2 separate regions of the Homo sapiens genome follow, and region 2 is linked to region 1. The links are chromatin contacts, found by Hi-C or POLR2A ChIA-PET in ENCODE. All regions are on one chromosome and are shown on one strand. The core of a region is the stretch at or near the end of the contact, and the rest is flanking DNA. Distances in the headings are between cores, read along the strand shown.

Region 1 (5,162 bases), core at 912-3,411:
GGGAATGAAAGTGTTCATAACATTTTTGCAGGTGGAAGGTAAAGTTGTTGTTTTGTTCCTCAAATTTTTTTTTGCTTAATTTAAAAAATATTGAGATATAATTCACCTACCATAAATTTCATCCTTTTGGAGTGTATAACTGTGTGTGGTTTTTAGTCTCTTCACAAAGTTATGCAACCATCACTACTGTCTTAATTCCAGACAATTTCATCACTTTGTAATTCAAGACAATTTCATCACTTCATAAAGAAATCTCATATCCAATAGCAGTCACTTCTCCCCTCAGCTCCTGCTAAACATGAATCTACTTTCTGGTTCTATGGATTTGCCAGTTCTGGACATTTCACATAAGTGGAATCATACCATATATGACCTTTTGTGTCCGGCTTCTTTGACTTAGCATAACGTTTTCAAGGTTCTTCCATGTTGTAGTGTACTTCATGTCTTTTTGTGGCTGTATAATACTCCATGTGGATATACCACATTTTGTTTATCTGTTCATCAGCTGATGGATAATGAGTTGTTTCAGGTTTTTGGCTATTATGAATAATACTGCTGTGAACATTTGTTTACAAGTTTTTGTGTGAACACCTGTTTTCACTTCTCTTATTTGAATACCTAGGAGGGGAATTTCGGGATGATATGGTAACTCTGTTTAACTTTTGAGTAAACTACCACCCTGTTTTCCAGAGCAACTACATTATTTTACATTCCCACCAGCAATGTATGAAGACTCCAGTTTCTTCACATCTTTGCCAATACTTGTCATTGCTGCTCTTTTTGATTATAGCCAACCCTGTGGCATCTCCATTGTGTTTTGATTTGCATTTCCTTAATGACTGATGATGTTGAGTATCATTAAATATGCCCATTGACCATTTGTGTATCTACTTTGGAACAATGTCTGTTTAAATATTTTGCATGTTTTAAAATTGAGTTGTATGCCTTTTTACTTGTAAGTTGTAAAATTTCTTTTTTTTTTTTGAGACAGAGTCTTACTCTGTCGCCCAGGCTGGAGTGCAGTGGCGCGATCTCAGCTCACTGCAACCTCCGCCTCCCAGGTTCAAGCGATTCTCCTGCCTCAGCTTCCCGGGTAGCTGGGACTACAGACGCGTGCCACCATGCCTAGCTAATTTTTTGTATTTTTAGTAGAGACGGGGTTTCACCGTGTTAGCTGGGATGGTCTCGATCTCCTGACCTCAAGTGATCTGCCTGCCTTGGCCTCCCAAAATGCTGGGATAACAGGCGTGAGCCACCGTGCCCGGCCAGTTATTTTTTTATTTTTTATTTTTTGTTGTTGTTGTTTTGTTTTTTTTTTTGAGATGGAGTCTCGCTCTGTCGCCAGGCTGGAGTGCAGTGGCGCGATCTCAGCTCTCTGCAAGCTCTGCCTCCCGGGTTCAAGTGATTCTCCTGCCTCAGCCTCCCGAGTAGCTGGGACTACAGGCGTGTGCCATTACACCTGGGTAATTTTTGTATTTTTAGTAGAGACGGGGTGTCACCATGCTGGCCAGGATGACCTCGATCTCTTGACCTCGTGATCCACCTGCCTCCGCCTCCCAAAGTGCTGGGATTACAGGCTTGAGCCACCGCACCCGGCCATAAGTTGTAAAATTTATGTATTCTGGTTACTAGTTATTTATCAGATACAGGATTTGCAAATTTTTTTCCCATTTTGTAGGTGGTGGTTTCACGTTTTTTGGGGATGTGTCCTTTAGAGCACAAAAGTTTTAATTTTGATGAATTCTTATTTATCTTTTTGTTGTTTTTGCTTGTGCTTTTGGTATATCTGAGAAAACTTTACCTAATTCAAGGTCACAAATATTTACACTATGTTTTCTCTAATAGTTTTACAGTTTTAGCTCTTATTTTACATTTAAGTTGGTTATCTATTTTTTTTTTTGAGATGGAGTTTCGCTCTTGTTGCCCAAGCTGGAGTGCAGTGGCGCGATCTCGGCTCAGTGCAACCTCTGCCTTCTGGGTTCAAGCGATTCTCCTGCCTCAGCCCCCAAAATAGCTGGGCCTACAGGGACCCACCACCTTGCCTGGCTAATTTTTTGTATTTTTGGTAGAGATGGGGTTTCACCATGTTGCTCAGGCTGGTCTTGAACTCTTGAGCTCAAGCAATCCGCCTGCTTCAGGCTCCCAAAGTGCTGGGATTACAGACATGCGCCACCGCGCCTGGCCAATTTTATTTCATTAATTTCTGTCTTTATGCCAATGTCACACTGTCTTGAGTACTTCCTTTGTAATAGGTTTTGAAACCAGGAATTGTGTGACTTCTACAATTTCATTCTTCTTTATCAAGCATGTTTTGGCTGTTTTGGGTCCTTTGAAATTACATATGAATTTCATCAGCTTGTCAGCTTGTCAGCTTGATCAGCTTGTCAGCTTCTGCAAAAAAGCCAGCTTGGAGTTTGGTAGGGGTTGCATTGCATCTCCAGATGAATTTGGGGAATGTCTCCATATTAACAATATTTAGTCTTCCTATCCTTGAACATGGGATATATTTTCATTTATCTGTCTTCAGTTCTTTCAACAACATTTTGTAGTTTTCACTGTACAATGATCTGGTCTTTTGCTTTCCAAAACCAGAAACTCTTTTTTAAGTTGAAGGTTTCTTAAGACTTTTGGGGAGGCAGTTCTGCTAAACAAACAGAAAAGAGAACATTTGGTTAGAAAAAACAGAGATAACAGGAAGATTAATTATTTTAATAATAAAGCAAGGAACCAATTTATTAAAATTTTTTAGAATATGCTTTGTAACCATAATGCTTGAATCTGTTATACATTTGTCTCAGACTGGAAGTTCCCCTTTGTGACTTCAAGATACTTGAGAAACAATCAGTAATCAGTTAATGGGTTGCTGGGTTATAGAAAAATCAACACAGAGGAAATTTAGAGATCTTGAGTAAATATTTCACTTTAGTTATGAAAGAGGGTAATGAATGAAAGAGGGTATTTTAAGAAGGGTTTCCGAATAAGTTTCAGTTCTTTGAGTAATAACTTTATGGAAAGAGAGACTATTTCTCTAGTGTCTGATTTTCTCCTCCCCCATAACATTTTATCATGAGAAATCAAGAATTGTACATCCATTTATTTACTACCTAGATTCTGTAATATTTTGCTTTATTTGCTTTCCATCCTTCTATCCATCTATTAATCTTATTTTTTATTTTCCAAGTAAATTGTAGACTCAATACATTTACCCTTCTGTACTTCAGCATGCATATCATTAACTAGAGTTTAACATTTGTTTTTAAGTTTTTGTTTTGTTTTGTTTTGTTTTTGAGATGGAGCCTGGCTCTGTTGCCCAGGCTGGAGTGCGGTGGCGCGAACTTGGCTCACTGCAAGCTCTGCCTCCCGGGTTCACGCCATTCCCCTGCCTCAGCCTCCCGAGTAGCTGGGGCTACAGGGCCTGCCACCATGCCCGGCTAATTTTTTTGTATTTTTATTAGAGACGGGGTTTCACTGTGTTAGCCAGGATGGTCTCGATCTCCTCACCTTGTGATCCACCAGCCTCGGCCCCCCAAAGCGCTGGGATTACAGGCGTGAGCCACCGTGCCCAGCCTGTTTTTAAGTTTTGAAGTACAATTTATATACAGTGAAAAATACATCTCTCAAGCATAGTATTCAGTGAGTTTTGACAAATGCACATACCTGTATGTCTTAGTTTGGGCTACTATAACAAAATACTTGGGTAATTTATAAACAGTGTAAATTTATTGCTCATAGTTCTGGAGGGCAAGGTCAAGGTACTGGCAGATTCAGTGTCCGATGAGGGCCCATTCCTTATAGGCGGCACCTTGTTGCTGTGTCCTTATGTGGCGGAAGGGTCTAAGGTGCTCCCTTCATCCTCTTTTATAAAGGTACTAATTCCATTGATGAGGGCGATGCCTTAATAACTTAGTTACCTCCCAGAAGCCCCACTTCTTTATACTATCACATTCGGTATTCGGTTCCAACAAATGAATTTTGGGGAGGACACCGACATTGAGACTGTGGTACTCTGTAACCCAAACCTTTACCAGGAGATATACTATGTAATGCTACTCTCGCTCCAGAAAGGTTCCTCATGTCCCTTCCTAGTCAGGCTGGTCCCTTCTGCTGTTTCTCGTACCCTATCAGGCAGCCATGGTCCTGATTTTTTTCCCCATCATAGATTAGTTTTGCCTGTTTTGAAAGTCGTATAAATGGAGTCATATGCTGTGTACATTATATACTCTTTGACACAGTGTAATGTTTTTGATATTTATCAGTGTTGTATGAATAAGTTTGTTCATCTTTATTATTGCATACTTTATATAGTATTATTTCATTGTATAACTATACAACCAGTTTCTCTATTCTCCTGTTTATATATACCCTAATTTGCTTTTTAAATAATAATAATAGTACTATAAAAATCACTTATCAGCAAACACCCTTACTTGACATCAAGAAAAGGACTAGAATAGATTGGAATTTACTTAGATAACTTTATATTCCATCCTTGCTCTTTTAGTTGCCTTAATTTTATTTTTAGAGTTTGGGAGATACCCTGGCCCTATGAGCATCCCAATGTTAAATAATCTCATTCATTATGTTGTGATTTCTGCTACAGGATGATCTTTTAAATCTTAATTTCTTTCTGGGTGTGGTGGCTCACGCCTGTAATCCCAGCACATTGGGAGGCCGAGGTGGGTGGGTCACTTGAGGTCTGGAGTTTGATACCAGCCTGGCCAACATAGCAAAACCCCGTGTCTACTAAAAATACAAAAATTAGCCAGGCGTGGTGGTGTGTGCCTGTAATCCCAGCTGCTCAGGAGGTTGAGGCACAAGAATTGCTTGAACCCAGGAGGCGGAGGTTCCAGTGAGCTGAGATTGTGCCACTGCACTCCAGCCTGAGCAACAGAGTGAAACTGTTTCACAAAAAAAAAAAAAAAAAATCTTAATTTCTTAAGCCCACTGTGCCTTGACTATTCAGGTGATTTTGTTTCTTTAAGTGTTCCTGGCTGAGTGTGGTAGCTCATGCCTGTAATCCCAGCACTTTGGGAGGCTGAGGCAGGTGGATCACGAGGTAAGGAGATTGAGACCATCCTGGCTAACACGGTGAAACCCCATCTCTACTAAAAAATACAAAAAAATTAGCTGGGTGTGGTGGCGGGCACCTGTAGTCCCAGCTA
Region 2 (5,162 bases), core at 773-3,272, 100 kb after region 1:
AGTTCCTTAACGGATTAGCAGTGCTGGACTGTGGCAGCCTTTTCTAATCTCTTAGTCTATAGCAGTTTGATGTCTTACTAATAAGCATTCTTAAATTGTGTGGTTAATTATTATGCTAGTCAAGATACATGAAGCAGTGTGTTAAAGATGATGATGATGATGATGTTATGGAAATTATGTCAAAAATAATTGTTGCATTTCTAACGGGAAACAGTGCTCAGTGCTGTGAAATAGCTGAGAGGTGGCTTCTTTCAGGCCTCAAGTGGGAAAATTGTGACCATGTGTTAGAGTATGATAGGGAAAATGGAAGAAATTTAGTAGTTACTAGGTCTTTTAAGATAGTTTAGTCTGTCACTTGGCTTTATTTCTTCCCTCTTGTTGGTCTAAAGCTGTAGTCTCTTTGTGGTAGACAGGATTATCCATTGTGGCATAGAGAGAAAATGTTAGAATTCCTACTTGTGTTTATTTTTGTCCTGTATACATAATCTCATTGGTATCTGTATTAGTTTCCTAGGGTTGCCACAACAAATTGCCATACACTTGGTGGTTTAAAACAACAGAAGTTTATTCTCTCACAGTTCTGGAGGCCAGAAGTCTAAAACCAAGGTAATGGCAGGGTTGGTTTCCTCTAGAACCTTTGAGGGAGAATTCATTCCATGCTGCTGCTTGTTTCTGGCTTGTCAATAGTTCTTGGCATTCCTTTGCTCATAGACATATCATTCTAGTCTCTGCTTCATCCACATGGCCTTCTCCCCTGTGAGTCTCTATCTTTCCCTCTTCTGTCTCCTCTAAGGACAGTTGTCATTGGCTCAGTCTTATCCCGGATTATCTCATCTGGAAATCCTTAACTTAATTACATCTGCAGAAGCTTTTTTTCCCAAAATTATCACATTCACAGATTCTGGGTGGACATATTTTGGGAGGTGGGGACAGGGACAGGGTGCATCATTCAGTCCACTACGGGAATATGTAACTACTTTTAAAACAGAAATGGAAGAGATGTGCACTCAAATTTTATGCTGATGGTACACCTTTATCAAAGCTTGGAGACTTCTAGTTTAGAGAACTGTTTGGGTTGGATACAGTTGGCCTCTTTTCATGTAATTAGACGACCCTCTGTGACATGAAAAGTAGTATAAGAGTTAAGGCCAGGAACGGTGGCTCACACCTGTAATCCCAACACTTCGGGAGGCTTAGGCGGGCGGATCACGAGGTCAGGAGTTTGAGACCAGCCTGGCCAACATGGTGAAACCCCATCTCTACTAAAAATATAAAAATTAGCTGGGAGTGGTGGTGCACGCCTGTAATCCCAGCTACTCCGGAAACTGAGGCAGGAGAATCACTTAAACCTGTGAGGTGGAGGTTGCAGTGAGCTGAGATTGTGCCACTGCACTCCAGCCTGGGCGACAGAGCAAGGCTCTGTCTCGGGGTGGGGAGGCGGGCAGTGTGGGGAGTTAATTGGTAATATTCCCTATGTTTCATATCCTCAGTAGACTAATACAGGCTACTGTATCAGAATGACCAGGCTTAGGTTTATGGGCTCCCTTTTAGACTTGTCAGGAATATGGATAACTTTCAGATAGACTCAGAAAAGCACGGGACTGTTTTGTGCTTCAGAGGCTTTGGCTCCACCAAGTTTCAGATACTTAGCGTAATTCTTGTTCTGGCTGTTGCCTTTGTGTGTGAATTAGAAGATTATGATGAGGTTGCTTTTTGACATTTTTCCTGGATATAATACCCACTTGTACTTAATTCTTAGTCCACAGTAGGGATGATGAGTAAAAAGATGGGACATTATTTTTGGGCCATTAATGTATGACTAAAATATCATCTTTCATGCTATAAAATTTTATACCCTTTAAAAGCTTCAGTGCTTAGCTGGTTCTTGCAGTGTAAAGTAGATCTAACTGTATGTTAACAGTCTTAACTATTTTTTTTTTAATTTATAAAGAAAAGAGGTTTGATTGGCTCACAGTTCTGCAGGCTGTACAGGAAGCATAGTACTGGCATCTGCTTCTGGGGAGGTCTCTGGAAGTTCCCAGTGATGGCAGAAGGCCAAGCAAGAACTTGCATATCACATGGCAAAAGCAGGAGCAAGAAAGAGAGAGTGACAATTTTAACTATTATCAAAGGTTGTTTTACATTTCTTAATTTACTTTTAAACTAAATATTGGGGAGAGAGAAGAAAAAATACCTTAAGACTTCCGGCTTGAAGAAAAAGAAAAATGACACATAATCTTAAATGGAGAATGCTGAAAGACAGATATTTTAGTAGTGGAACAAGAATTAGTTTTTGTGAAAAAAGAGAGGAAAGGCATAGACAATTACATGGGTTTTTGTTTGTTTTTGTTTTTAAAGGCAGTAAAATCCTGAAATGAAATAATTGCAATTGTAACTAAGATTGCTGCAGCCCTTTTATATTATGAAGTCCTTTAATACAATATTATCACATTTGATTCTTACAATGTTGGTGATTTTATAGCTCCATTTTACAGATAAGGAAACTGACTCAAATGGGTTAACTCATGTTCCCAAGATTAAATAAATTTTAAAGAACTGAGATTTGATCAATGGAAGTTTAGACTTGGATCTAATCTCCACTGTTTGATGTTATTAGGATGAAAGTAGTAGACTTAGATGGAATTGTACTGTGAAAACCAAAGCTAAATAGATTAGTCGGGATTGTACTGTGAGGATGTAACAGTAACATTGTTTTGCATTTGTGTGTAGGAGTATTCTCTTTTCTTCTGCTCTTTTCTTTTAGTTCAGTTGTAGTTTGCCTCTAGATCCCCTCATAATCAGAGAAACAGTGCTGAAAGCTTCACAAGAGTAGCTAATTTAGGAAAAGGTGTGCATATGTGGTGGGGGGAGTGTTTTTGTCTAACACATTTTCTGTTTTGGTGGTGAGATCTTCATTTCTTAACATCTTTCTTGTTCTTGTTCATATGACTTTTAGCTCATTAACCTTGCTCTCTGTGCTGCGTAGTGAAGCACCATTTCTATTTAGTCTCCTGTGTTTAGCTTCTCAGAAGAATTTTTTTGAAAATGTTTGGAAGTGTGATTTAATTGCAAGGCTGTTTGCACATTGTCAGTGTGAAAGCAAAGATGAATTTCGTATTTAGACTGTGCAACCTGCAGATTTCATTTGTTAAACCTTCCAGTTGGTACTCCCGTTCTCTCATACATGTGTGCATAATAATAGTATGGAAAAAAACTCCTGTTTTGTTGTATCCATATTTATCAGTTTGGTTGAGTTATGGAAAAGCCTGTCCTTTGCTTTGTGTATTTGCTCATTTGGAAACCTTGTATAGTTTATAGAGACACTAGTGATTTGTTCCCCAGCTTCCCTGTGGGTTTTGTTCCATATTACAATCTAATTCCACCTCTCTGTCCCATACTCCTGAGCTGTTAATTTGTACATTTCGATGCCGTTTGTTTCATCCTGTGTTTTTTAATCCAAACTGAATGTAATGGGCTGTGTGCTTTAGGGACCTGGCTTTGCCTTGCCAATTAGAACAAAGTGGTTACTGAGTAAGAGTATGTTTTAAATAAAACATGGCACCTCTGAATGGTGCTGATACTCATTTGGGAATAAAAGAGATGGTTTTAACCCTTTGACTCACAAAGAAGAGCCATTATAAAAGATCATATATATATATTTTTTTTTCTTTGAAAAGAAGGGTAAAGTTTACCTCCATAAAATGTGGTTTTACAAGTTTCTTAAGGTAACTAAATAAATTTAAAAGTTTGTCATTAAAAATGTACTTTTTTCCTTCATGATCATTTGAGACATGTTAGCAAAATTCTGTAAATTTATGAATATTGAACCAATGGCTGCTGCTGAATTTTGAATTTGTTCATGTTTAGGAAGGTGAGGGTATATGAAACCAATAGATATGTCAGCCTCTTTTTATTTTTATAATATATCAAGCCAAGTTTTCAATTTAGTGGTGACACTCCTTCCCCCAGAGATACTTAAAAATTATGAAGGTGAATGTAAGCTTCTACAATCTTGTGGGAATATTATTTTCAGATAATTGAATTTTGAGCCATCAATGACTTAAGGCTATTTGGAAGTTTAGCTGCACTTTCACCAAATATTTATAGCACAGATGTTTCTGAATAGACCATAGGCTAATAGTTTACTAATTCACGTCATAGAGAGACACTTCATCAGTTACTTCTGTTATTGTATTTGCATCTACCCTAAAAATAGAGTTCTCTTTTTAGCTGATATAGCAGATAAACTGTAATTCATCATTGGAATAAGGAAAACATAAAACTTACTTTGAAGAAAAAGTGGGACTGTATCAAAAACTTTGAAATAAAGACATCCAAGGGAAAGCTAGACGTAGAAAGACTTGGTGACAGGTTTAGACAACATTATAGCATGTATTAACCTATGCAAACAAGAGAGAACAAAAGGAATGCATTTCTGTAGAACAGTTCAATTAAAAAGTATGTAGGAGTATCATGTTGAAAAAAAAGGTTTCTAGAAAAATGATGTCTGTAGTAGAGGAGGCCAGTTAATTGGACTAAGTGAAACTAAACATAGGCATTTCTAACATTGTACTGGGAAAGTCTTGCAAGCCCTACTGCTGGTTTGAAGAGACGATCATTGTAACAGTATTACTAAATGCCCTGTACTTCAGATTTGAAGATTAACCTCCATATTGCTAGTACTTTAAATTGTTCAGTTTTCTGAGTAAAGATATTAAAGTTTAAATGTGCTTCCATCTTCTCCTCAACACTGTTTTAACCTGTAGCTAAACTGACAGTCCAGGAGATTGAATTTTGTTTAAAAATGTTTGATATCTGTAGAGAACACTGTATTTTCCAGCTTTGCATAAAGTGACAGTGTTTTCCTTAACTCATATGTTTTAGGATCCAGTAGCTGTTAATTTCCATGCCTGAAGCACAAATTAATGTCAGGAAATCTTTCTCAAAAATTATTTTCATGCAGGTCCCAGGCTTCCAATGGCAACTGAAAGCTGGGTTATTCATTTCTCCTATACCTGTTACTCAGTGTGCATCATAAGTATTTGTAAACACTGGTTTTGCTTTTAGGAACTCTAGAAGTGCGAATCCCATTAATCATGTGATATTAGTAAATGATGATCATAGAATATTTGAGTGGAAAGAATTTTAGAGCCCTTTTCTTA

The links. A loop is a pair of places that touch in the nucleus more often than their neighbours do. ChIA-PET counts read pairs that join two places held with the same protein, here RNA polymerase II (POLR2A). Pooled maps may share reads with other maps.
Region 2: a loop to region 1 is called in a pooled map, with 2.7 times the contacts of the local background. The contact joins two enhancer-like sites. A Hi-C loop is called at or near these places in 3 of 168 maps with a recorded cell type or tissue (GM12878, adrenal gland and heart right ventricle), 3 of 37 single-sample maps with no recorded cell type and 4 of 50 pooled maps. POLR2A ChIA-PET finds 5 or more read pairs at or near these places in 3 of 52 experiments (H1, T-cell and WTC11).

What each region holds. Positions count from the first base shown.
Region 1 is chr6:37,838,215-37,843,376 of GRCh38, forward strand. All of the region lies in intron 1 of ZFAND3 (zinc finger AN1-type containing 3), which reads left to right. Among named protein-coding and RNA genes, the nearest start is that of ZFAND3, 21 kb to the left of the region's middle. Within about 2 kb of position 2,162, at least 2 of the 41 ENCODE cell types and tissues checked have a DNase peak (open chromatin) inside an H3K27ac peak, as active enhancers do.
Region 2 is chr6:37,938,614-37,943,775 of GRCh38, forward strand. The region is part of intron 2 of ZFAND3 (zinc finger AN1-type containing 3); the gene reads left to right. Among named protein-coding and RNA genes, the nearest start is that of ZFAND3, 120 kb to the left of the region's middle. Within about 2 kb of position 2,023, at least 2 of the 41 ENCODE cell types and tissues checked have a DNase peak (open chromatin) inside an H3K27ac peak, as active enhancers do.